2 separate regions of the Mus musculus genome follow, and region 2 is linked to region 1. Evidence: chromatin contacts called from ENCODE Hi-C or POLR2A ChIA-PET data. All regions are on one chromosome and are shown on one strand. Each heading gives the region's core, a stretch centred on a gene start or an enhancer-like site at or near the end of the contact. The rest is flanking DNA. Distances are from core to core; before and after follow the strand shown. Region 1 holds the start of Farp2 (FERM, RhoGEF and pleckstrin domain protein 2). Region 2 holds the start of Bok (BCL2-related ovarian killer).

The links. A loop is a pair of places that touch in the nucleus more often than their neighbours do. ChIA-PET counts read pairs that join two places held with the same protein, here RNA polymerase II (POLR2A).
Region 2: POLR2A ChIA-PET joins it to region 1 with 14 read pairs in embryonic stem cell. The contact joins the promoter of Bok here to the promoter of Farp2 in region 1. A Hi-C loop is called at or near these places in 1 of 37 maps with a recorded cell type or tissue (left cerebral cortex). POLR2A ChIA-PET finds 5 or more read pairs at or near these places in 3 of 5 experiments (Patski and embryonic stem cell).

What each region holds. Positions count from the first base shown.
Region 1 is chr1:93,510,213-93,515,007 of GRCm38, reverse strand. It overlaps Farp2 (FERM, RhoGEF and pleckstrin domain protein 2), which reads right to left and starts at 2,904. Exons shown (of 27, transcript NM_145519.2): 1 at 2,824-2,904.
Region 2 is chr1:93,683,361-93,688,155 of GRCm38, reverse strand. It overlaps Bok (BCL2-related ovarian killer), which reads right to left and starts at 2,581. Exons shown (of 5, transcript NM_016778.3): 1 at 2,302-2,581; 2 at 1,487-1,738. The coding sequence starts at 1,709.

The DNA.
Region 1 (4,795 bases), core at 1,655-4,154:
AACTTTGGGGAATAGTTTCTTTCCTTCTACCATGAGTGTCCCTGGATCTGATGCAGGTCGCCAGGCTTGGCAGCAAGCTTTAACCATTCTCAGGTTTTTAAAGGTAGCAATAAACTAAAATACCAGGCTTAGAGAGAAATAATCCTACAAATCTAAAACAAAATCACTTCCACCATCCTGCCCTCACAACTCTGTCCATGTCCTCAGGCATACTTTTTAATACTTTAATTTTTATGTGCACACCATTTCACTGTTAAGCTTAAAAGACTATGGTTCAGCGGTTAAGAGCACTGACTGCTCTTCTAGAGGTCCTGAGTTCAATTCCCAGCAACCACATGGTGGCTCACAACCATCTGTAATGGGATCTGATGCCCTCTTCTGGTGTGGCTGAAGACAGTGACAGTGTACTCATATAAATAAAATAAATAAATCTTTTTTTAAAAACTACTTACAGCCTATTTCCCAGGACCGAAATGGTTCAAATGATGCTGTGAGGAGGGACAGGAATGAGCGTACCAACGAATGTTTACTAGCCAAGAGGTTTACTTAACCACCTGATCGATACAAGGTTTGCCTATCAGATTTTTTTTTAAGTGGAATTTCAAAAATCAAAATATCACATACTGGCAGTTGCTTTCCAAAAATAGAGCACAATCATCACCCACATAAACACTCCTGAGTAAATTATAACACCAGACTTCATCGCACTACGTTCTATGGGAGCCTCAGCTTTTCAACTCTGGTTGGTAAAGTAAAACCCTCACCTCAACAGATACACAGAGCCAAAGGACTGTATATGGACCTTAGAGAACAGACTAGAGTCACCCAGATTTTCAGTGTGTTCTGGCTGCACACCGAGCAAGGCAGGGTATGTACAGAGTTCATGAAGGGAAAGCAAGGAAAAGGAAACTATGAATGTAACCAAAATGATTGGCAGAATTTAGAGAAATCTGTTAATGTCTGAATACAGAAGGGGTTCATGTGACTAGAAGCAGGGGTGTTTGGAAAGGAGGAAACTGACAAACAGACATAATGGCGTCCTGCAGAATTACCCATGGATTCATCTCTGCTTAGGCAATGCTCCTCCCTGGACCCTACCCCTTTTCAAGTGGGATAACTCTGTGGAATCACCAAGTCTCTAGCTCTTCTTACAAATACCCAGGGCTAGCCTGCGCTGCCACTGACTCAGGTCGCCCTTTCACTTGTCAGTAACAGTTAATGAAGTACTTACTGGATGCAGGGCATCTTAGCGGCTTTGAAAAACTGATTCTTAGTCATGGCAACAAGCGTCTGAGGTAAATACATTCTAAACCCACTCTATGGATGAGGAACCTGAGGCGGGGCAAATGAGAGATACACCTGAGTCCTCTCTGTAAAGGAATCTGTAGGAAGGAACCTAACTCGATAATCACCATCTCTACAATGTGGCAGGGCAAGGACACCGGAGAAGCAGAGGTTTACATGGTTGCGGTATCCCAGAGAGTCATCCACAACCCCACCGGGCAAGGTCTTCCCGTGCTTTATTTAAAACGGGGCTATGCATAGGAAGCCATGGCGCACCCCTGTGCTCCACCTACACTCAGCCCTCAGGTGGCTGACAAAGGAGGATGACGGGTTGGAGGCCAGCCCGGGCTATGGAAACTGTCTCAACAAAAAACGGTGGGGGACAGGGATATATGAAAACTTTAGAACTGACAACGAAACAGCCACAAAGCGCTTCACAAATGCCTTCCCACGTCCCGAAACTCACAAAACTTTTATTTGGCCTACAAGTAAAGGTTACTTCATACCTCCCCATTTCAAATGACCTTTCCATCTTGCTAACACTGTGAGAATCTGTGCTGCTGATCATAATGCCGTCTCCACAAGACCGACTCTAATTCGGTGCTACCCACTAATTACCAAATATTTTCACAGTGGCCCAGTCAAAAACACCTCATGGAAACAGAACAAAGCTAGGGAGAAAGGCCACCCCTTTAAAGATTCTGTCCGGAATCTTAAGGCTCTCCATTCTTTCTCAGCACGGTGTATCGACATTATTTCCTTCACGAATGCCTTGTTTTCATTTCAATTTTTCATCACCATTACTGGGACATGAAAGAGTTTAAGAAATCACTGCCACGTGTGTAAATGGCAAAGGTGCTTATAATCTCGGATGAGTAAAAGGCAGTGGGCCAGTACTGTTTCTAGATCTTAGCAGAGTAAGAATATCCGAGTCTCAGTTCTGAAGGAAAGGCCGAGAAGAAAAAAGAATGCCCTTCTGGGCTTTCATTTGTGGCTCCGGGTGCTGCTTCCCAAGGTGCTTTGTAGAGCACTGGCCTGGGGGTGGGGGCGGTCTTCAGCAGGACATTCTTGTGGCCCTTAACCCATCACGGGACACTCAGTGTCCACGAGAGATGCTGAGACTCTGATCACCCCCCTTCCTCGACAGCTGGTCTCCACGTGTGCTGTTCCTGTCCTCAGTACTCTGCTGACAGCCTGGCTCCTTGGAACTCTGCAGCTCTCAGCCCTCCCCAGACTGCCCATCTACAAAAGCAACTCTCCAGCCAGTCCTCAGCGGACATCCAGACTGGACCCGAGACTCTCCCTCCCTTCGCCCTCCACCGACAGGCCGTCCACAGACGTGTGTTGTCAAACGCGGACTCTGGCGCGCCTCACGAAGGCCTCAGAGCCGGGCGTGGACTTTCTCTGGTGGACGGCCAGCCTCAGGCCTGGTCCGGCTCGGGTTCCGCTGAGGTCCGGCCAACGAAGGAAGCCCATGCCCAACCCAGCGCCCCTGCGCGGCTCGCTCCCCTCCCCCGCCCACGGCCGCCGCGTCCTCACCGTGCCACACCGGCCTGCGCCGCCGCCAGCCAGGCCTCCTCCACGTCCTGCGCCCGCGCCGCCCGATCCCGACAGCTAGCTGCTTCCCCGCCCCCGCCGCGCGTCCGCCGCAGCCCCGCCCCCCCGCGGACGCACCACCGATTGGCCTGCGGGCGGGTCCTCCCGACCGGCGCCTGCGAGCGCAGCACCTAGCTCTGATTGGTGATCACATGGGACAGGGCGGGGCGAGGGAGCCCCATAAAGTCAGAAGCAAAGCTGTGCAGCTTCTCCGCGGGTGCAACAGGGCTTCGGCGGGCTGTGCGTGTCCTCGGCCCTGGGAGGGGCTTTAGGACCTGAGGACTCTGTGCTGGGTGGGACTTAGGAAACCCGCGAGTTCTCCGTCTTAGTCTTCGCTTTGACAAGGCGACGGGAGGATTCTATCTTGGACGCAGCTTTGGAACAACGGGAGGACTACCCCAGACCTGGACTCTGGAATGCGGGTGGCCCTGGGCGGGACTTTTGGCACAGGGGCGGGTCTCAGCCTACAGCCTGGCTTTGGCAAGCAGGGCAGCCCCGATTCTGGGTGGGGCCTTGGACTTCAAGCTCGCGGGACTATTCTGGCATTCAGGCCTCCCTGACTACTAGGCTCTTTCCTACCTTCCATCCGTGGTGCCCAACCAGGGAATAGTGGAACCGTGGTCTTTAGGCACCAGCTGTTCCTAAAGGGACGCTTTTGAGGTGCAGGCTACGCTAAGAGTCCTCGAAGCCCTCGCGGTTCCTTTCTGGATTTGAGGCTTTCTGGAAATGAAAAATGGTGAGACTGGATTCTGGTCCTTCCACTTCAGACTTGCAGCAAACTCACTTTCTTCTTCCATTGGTTAAGCGAATGGGCCTGCAGGGAGCCAGCCCTTTGAACCAGTCTAGGCTAAATAAATCCACACAGGCCCCCAAGCGATTCATATAGAACTCTAGCCTTTGGCAATAAGTCCTTAAGATAAGCAGGGAGGGCCTCAGCCCACTGGAGGGTGGGTGGGTGGGGGGGCTCTCTGCTTCTCCAAGGCAACCTAGAAGCTCAGGCTGACTGGGTCTGCAATTTTAGTAGGCTTCCCAACTTCCTCCACCACCTTGGCTATCCCTTATTTGTAACCAGCCACTGCCATAGCCACTGACTGTGATGTCCATCATTAAGAAAAGGAACTGGGCCGGGTGGTGTCGCACGCCTTTAATCCCAGCACTTGGGAGGCAGAGGCAGGCGGATTTCTGAGTTGGAGGCCAGCCTGGTCTACAAAGTGAGTTCCAGGACAGCCAGGGCTATACAGAGAAACCCTGTCTTGAAAAACCAAAAAAAAAAAAAAAAAGAAAAGGAGCTGGACTGGACAAGGCAAGAATGAGGTTTGACATGAGCAACCTAGTGATTTAGAGAGCAGGAGCCTCATTTCCTAGTGTCAGTACGCTGCTTAGAGAGCAAGAGGATGAGAAAGACTCCGATAGTACTGGGTGGTCAATCCAGGGGTCATGCTGACAAACCGGAGTGAGGCCAGGCCGAAGAGATTGATCATCCACCCAGATTAGGATAAAGTTTGGGGTTATGTGGCTCTGCTCCCTTTATGAGTCCTGAGATCAAACTCAGGTTTGATCACGTTATGAGGCAAGTACTCTTAGCCACTAAGGCATCTCACCAGAGCAAATTCAGATTTTTAAAGTCACTTTCCTGGGCTGGGGAGATGATTTAGCTGTTAAGGGCTGCTCTTCCACAACACACAAATCCAGTTCCTGGCACCCACATGGCTGCTCACAACGGTCTCTAAGTCCAGTTCCAGGGGACCTGACACCCTCCTCTTCTAGCCTCCTTGGGTGACAGGCATACACATGGTACAAAGACATGCAGGCAGGCAAAATACTCATACACATACAATAAAAAGGTAGAAAAACGTAAAAATCTGAGCATGGTGGTATACATCTTTAATCTCAGCACTCCAGAGGCAAAGAGAGA
Region 2 (4,795 bases), core at 1,332-3,831, 170 kb before region 1:
CTAGGAGATGGCTCAGGGACACAAGCTAGGCTGCTTCCTGTTTGTGGCCGAGGCCATGCTTGGGGTCAGGAAGATATCGCTGATCTTAGAAGAATTCACTTTTAACAGTCAGGACAGTACCAAACATAACCTGAACAAGAACACATGGGCATTTGAGCTCTCTCCCTCTGGGAATCCCCTTAGCCATCTAGAAGGCTCTGAACTCCAGAGGGTGGGAACAGCACTGGGTGATGGGAAAAGGCCTTAAAGTCTCTGAGTACTCAGAGGGCTCCTGCTGAGCGCAAGGCTCTGCGCCTGCGCCTTTCTACAGACCAGGGTTCAAGGCTCTCAGGACCTGTCAAAAGGACTGTGAAGGCAGAAACTGCCTGGGTCAGACCCAAGACAGGACTTTCCCTTTGCCACACCAGTGCCCTCGGGACTTACAAGAGGCCAACATGTCCTTTCTCCAGCAAGAGCCAATGGTCTCCTTTTGTCTGCCAAGTTTACCCAACCAAACCTCTCATTCACACCTTCCACATACCCAGAGATAGCCCCCTTCTGTCCATGCACAGCCCTCCTGAGAACCCAACTCAGACTGAATGGACTCCACCTCCCTCTAACTCTTGAACAGGCCAGGTTTACACAGCCCTGCTCCTTGAGGCCAGCCCAATACGAAGATGTGGAGTCTGTATAAAACAGCATGTGTGCACACATCTCCCAGGAAGCCAGGTCTTACAGGGCTCCCTCCAACCAGGAGAATGCACACCCACTCCCCCATTTATTTGTCTCTGCTATCACTTCGCAGTACCTTACAGACCCAAGCCCCAACCTGGCTATGCTAATGTGAACCGTCCAGGATCAAGGGTTCTTCCCCATCACATATCCAGGCCTTAGAGGAGCTAAAGAAAGCTGCTGAGCTAGCTAGCTATGTGTGACCCCCAGAAACAAGTGTCCCAGATATTCTTCAAGAAGGCCCTGGGGGGCCTTCCCATCAAGGGAAACTGCAGAGGGTGTCGGACCTCGGCCAATAACTGAAAGGCCTATTTTCCAAAACAAACATTGGGACACGTGGTACCACAAAGGATTTTTTAGTCCAGCAGAGTACAAGGGTCACAATAAAGTTTAGCTGCTAAAATACTGCTCCTCCAGAGCTTTCTGTGTTTTATGGCAAGAGTGTCTGTGATCTGGACTAAGCAGGAACCAGGAGGGGGGAGGTTGACAAAGGAGCCTGCAAGCAGACAAGCCTGGGGACAAAGAGCAGCGCCAGCCTGGGTGGCCTATCCTTGCACCCTCTCCATTCCAGACAGATTTGGGCTCCCACGCACGCCTCCTCTCTCAGCGCCAGCGGGAGGGTGAGGCACAACCGCAGAAGGGCTGGTCATGTCACAAGAAGGGAATGTCTGTGCAGAACAGCTGTACCGGGAACCCTGAAACACTGCGGGCAGGCCCATCCAACCAGCTATAGAGGGGCGGCCTGGGATGGTACCTGCTGGTGCCCCACACTCACCCAAGCGCAGCAGCACTGTGCACACCTCTGCCAAGCGTCCTCCAGGGGCAGGCGAGGCACGCTCTGGAGCGCTCCAGGAGAGGCCGGCGCGCAAAAGCCGCGCGTGCACGTACTCCCGGCCTAGTGCCTTAGCCTGGGCCACCAGCTCCTTGTCTGTGGGCGAGCGATCAAAGGCGTCCATGATCTCCGCTGCAAAGACAGAAGAGCGCCGCAGCACCTCCATGGCCGAAGCGCGGGCGAGAGGCGCCACACCTACGAATAGACTGAGTTCAGACCGGACCGCCTCCAGCCAGGTGGCGAAAGGACTCCCGCCACGGGAGGAGACCCAGAAGCGCGGCCCGAGGCACAGCGGTCCCCACCGCGTGCGCGATTCAAACAACACAGGAGGTTGGCTGTGCGCCGCCCTCAAAAAGGGCCGGTTTCCGATAGCCTCTCGTTTTGCACCCCAAATCTTTTAAAAGTCTCGGGTTCTTTTTAGGTTCTAAATTAAATCTCGCAGATCCCAGCGGTGGTCAGGGGTTGGAAACACCGCAGGGAAGTGGCGATAGGTTCTTTAATCACAGCGCCCAGGCTCCAGGACCAATTTGGGGGAGAAGAGGATGCAGAGTAGCCTGCTGCGACCAGCCGACAAGCAGGACCCCGCGGGCTCCTCCCTGCCGACGAGTGGGGTCCTAAGGAAGGCTCCAAACTGCGCGGCAGTCCCCGGGCTCGGAGACCACGCACCTGCGCACCTCGCAGAGCCCGTGTTTGTCCCCGGTGTCGCTGTTCCCATGGTGCTACATCCAGGGCACCGACGCCACGCCCGCCCGACTCACCTCTCCCGCCTCATGGCGCGCGGGGCGGCGGTGGAGTTCTGGTTTCAGGACCCGCTCGCTGCCGTCTCCGGCGGTCTAGACCCTTCCATTCAAACCCGCGAGCGCGCGCCCCGCCCCAGCGCCCGCCCCGTCCACACCCGAGCTGAAGCACAGGCTCCGCCGGTCTTCCCGCGCGCTCGCAGAAGTCCTGGTCCCGAGGGGTGCGGGAGGCGTACCGCGGTCTCCCCGCGGGCGAGAAGCCAGGCTTAGGGCTTCGCCTTCTAAGGAAACGGCAACCCCCGGGGGCGGAGCCGCAGCCCAGCTCTGCCCAACGCCTCCCTGGTTTAAGAAAGGCCAGCACAAGTTCTCGGGATGCGCCCGGGAACGCCGCCAGACTGGAGCTGTCCCGGCAGGCAGCGCGAAGAACATCCAGCTCTGACACCAACCCACTGGGGCGCACCAAGTTCCATTTTAAAATGAGCTGACTTATATTTCCTTATTGTCTTATAGAGGCTCCTTAAAGATCCTGGATTCTTGAAGTTGTAGGAGATCTGATGCCCTCTTCTGATCTCCAAGGACACCAGGCATGCACGGGGATTCACAGACATGGAGGCAGGCAAACATTCATACACAAAACAAAAATAACAATAAGTAAATATTTAAAAATAGATTCTGCATTCTTGGCTTAATAGAGCCTTTGGAGTGTGGTGAAGACTTGGGTATGTACATGGTTGAAGATACTACAAATACCCATCCATTCCCACTCAAGTCTAGCTTTGCTTTTAATGAGCTGGACTTATTTATATCCAATCCAATATATAATCTTTTGTAGTTAGTTATCTCTCATTAGGGTATTTCCCTTTGACAGAAAAAGGGGAGGGAGGGAGAGAGACAGAGACACAGAGAGAGGCAGAGACAGAGAGACTCACAAAGAGAGAGAGGCTTGTCTGGAGCTCTGTGTTGACCAGCTGGTCCAACCTGCAGGAATCACCCAGCCCCTGGCTCCGGAGTACTAGACTACAGCGGTCTTCAGAAGCTTAGTTACTTTAGGATTCATACTTAGACCTATGCTGGATCACAGACATCGTTGTGAACAGTGTGGCAGTGAATCCGAGCTCCCTTTTTCCATACCGATTTCCAAGAAAGTCAACATCATCTACTAGACTCTGGTCTTCTCCTTCATCTTTGGACCCAACTGCAAAATCTCAACAATGGGATTTGCTAACTCGACCTAGTTTGTGTAAGTAAAACACTTCACTTAGAGCTATAAAATGCATATTCTACACACGCACACCAAAATAGACTACACCTGAAACCATAAACAAGTGTCAACAAATTTCAAAGAACCAAAATCATACAGTAATTACTCTCTGAATTAAAGCTAAATTGCAGAAAAACCAGTGGAAGTCTCCAAATGCTTGGAAATGAAACAGCGTACTTATAATGAGGCAATAAATAATAAATCACAATGAAAATGTTAAAAGGTTTATTTATGTGTTTTATGTAGATGGGTGTTTTATCTGGATGTATGTCTGCACACAAGAAGAAAGCATTGGATCTCACAGGACTACAGTTATAAGTGGTTGTGAGCCACCATGTGGTTGTTGGGAATTGAACTCAGTACTTCCGGAAGAGCAGTCAGTGCTTGTAACCGCTGAGCCACCTCTCCAGTCCTACCATGGAAATATTTTCAAGTGAACAGTCACAAAAACAGTACAAGCCCAGGTTAAAACCCAGCATCACCACATACAAGTCCCAGTGCTATTGGGGCAAAGAAGAGGAGATCCCTGGGACTGGCAGGACAGGAACCTAGCTCAAGTATCACTAACAGATCCCATCTTAGGAAATAATGTGGAGAGCATTAGAGAATGAGGGGACCTTGCAGGTGTCCGGGCAGGGAATCAAGAATGACGCGACGGGGATTAAAAAGCAGATTCAGATTGACTTCATGAACCTGGTCTGATCTCAGGCAGTTCATTACCAACTAGTTTAATCACAGTATAATTTGAAGAAAAAAGTTTCCTGTTGTAATCCAATCCCCGAGGCACACAGAAGCATAATTACATCAGAACTTGACCCAGGGTGCCTGTCATTAATTCCAACAAGATGGGTTCTAGGGCTGGAGAGATGGCTCAGCAGTTAAGAGCACCATCTGCTCTTCCACAGGTCCTGAGTTCAATTTCCAACAACCACAGGGTGGCTCACAACCATCTGTAATGGTCATCCGATGCAGTGTTCTGGTGTGTCAGAAGACAGTGACAGTGCACCCACATATATGAAATAAACATGGCCAGAGAGGTCGGGGCCAGAGTGAGCAGTAGCTATACTTGCCTGATAGCCCAAGGAAGGCTCTGTATCTCAGTTATACTGATAGCATAGAGATCATTTGTGCTGTTAGCCACCTCCAGTCCTGATTGTGGGAGTTCGATATGCCCTGGGCCAACAGGTATGGCAGATCACCAGGCTATTAATCACTTCCGGTTCCAATTCAAATCCAAGTTTCTGGATGGAAGAA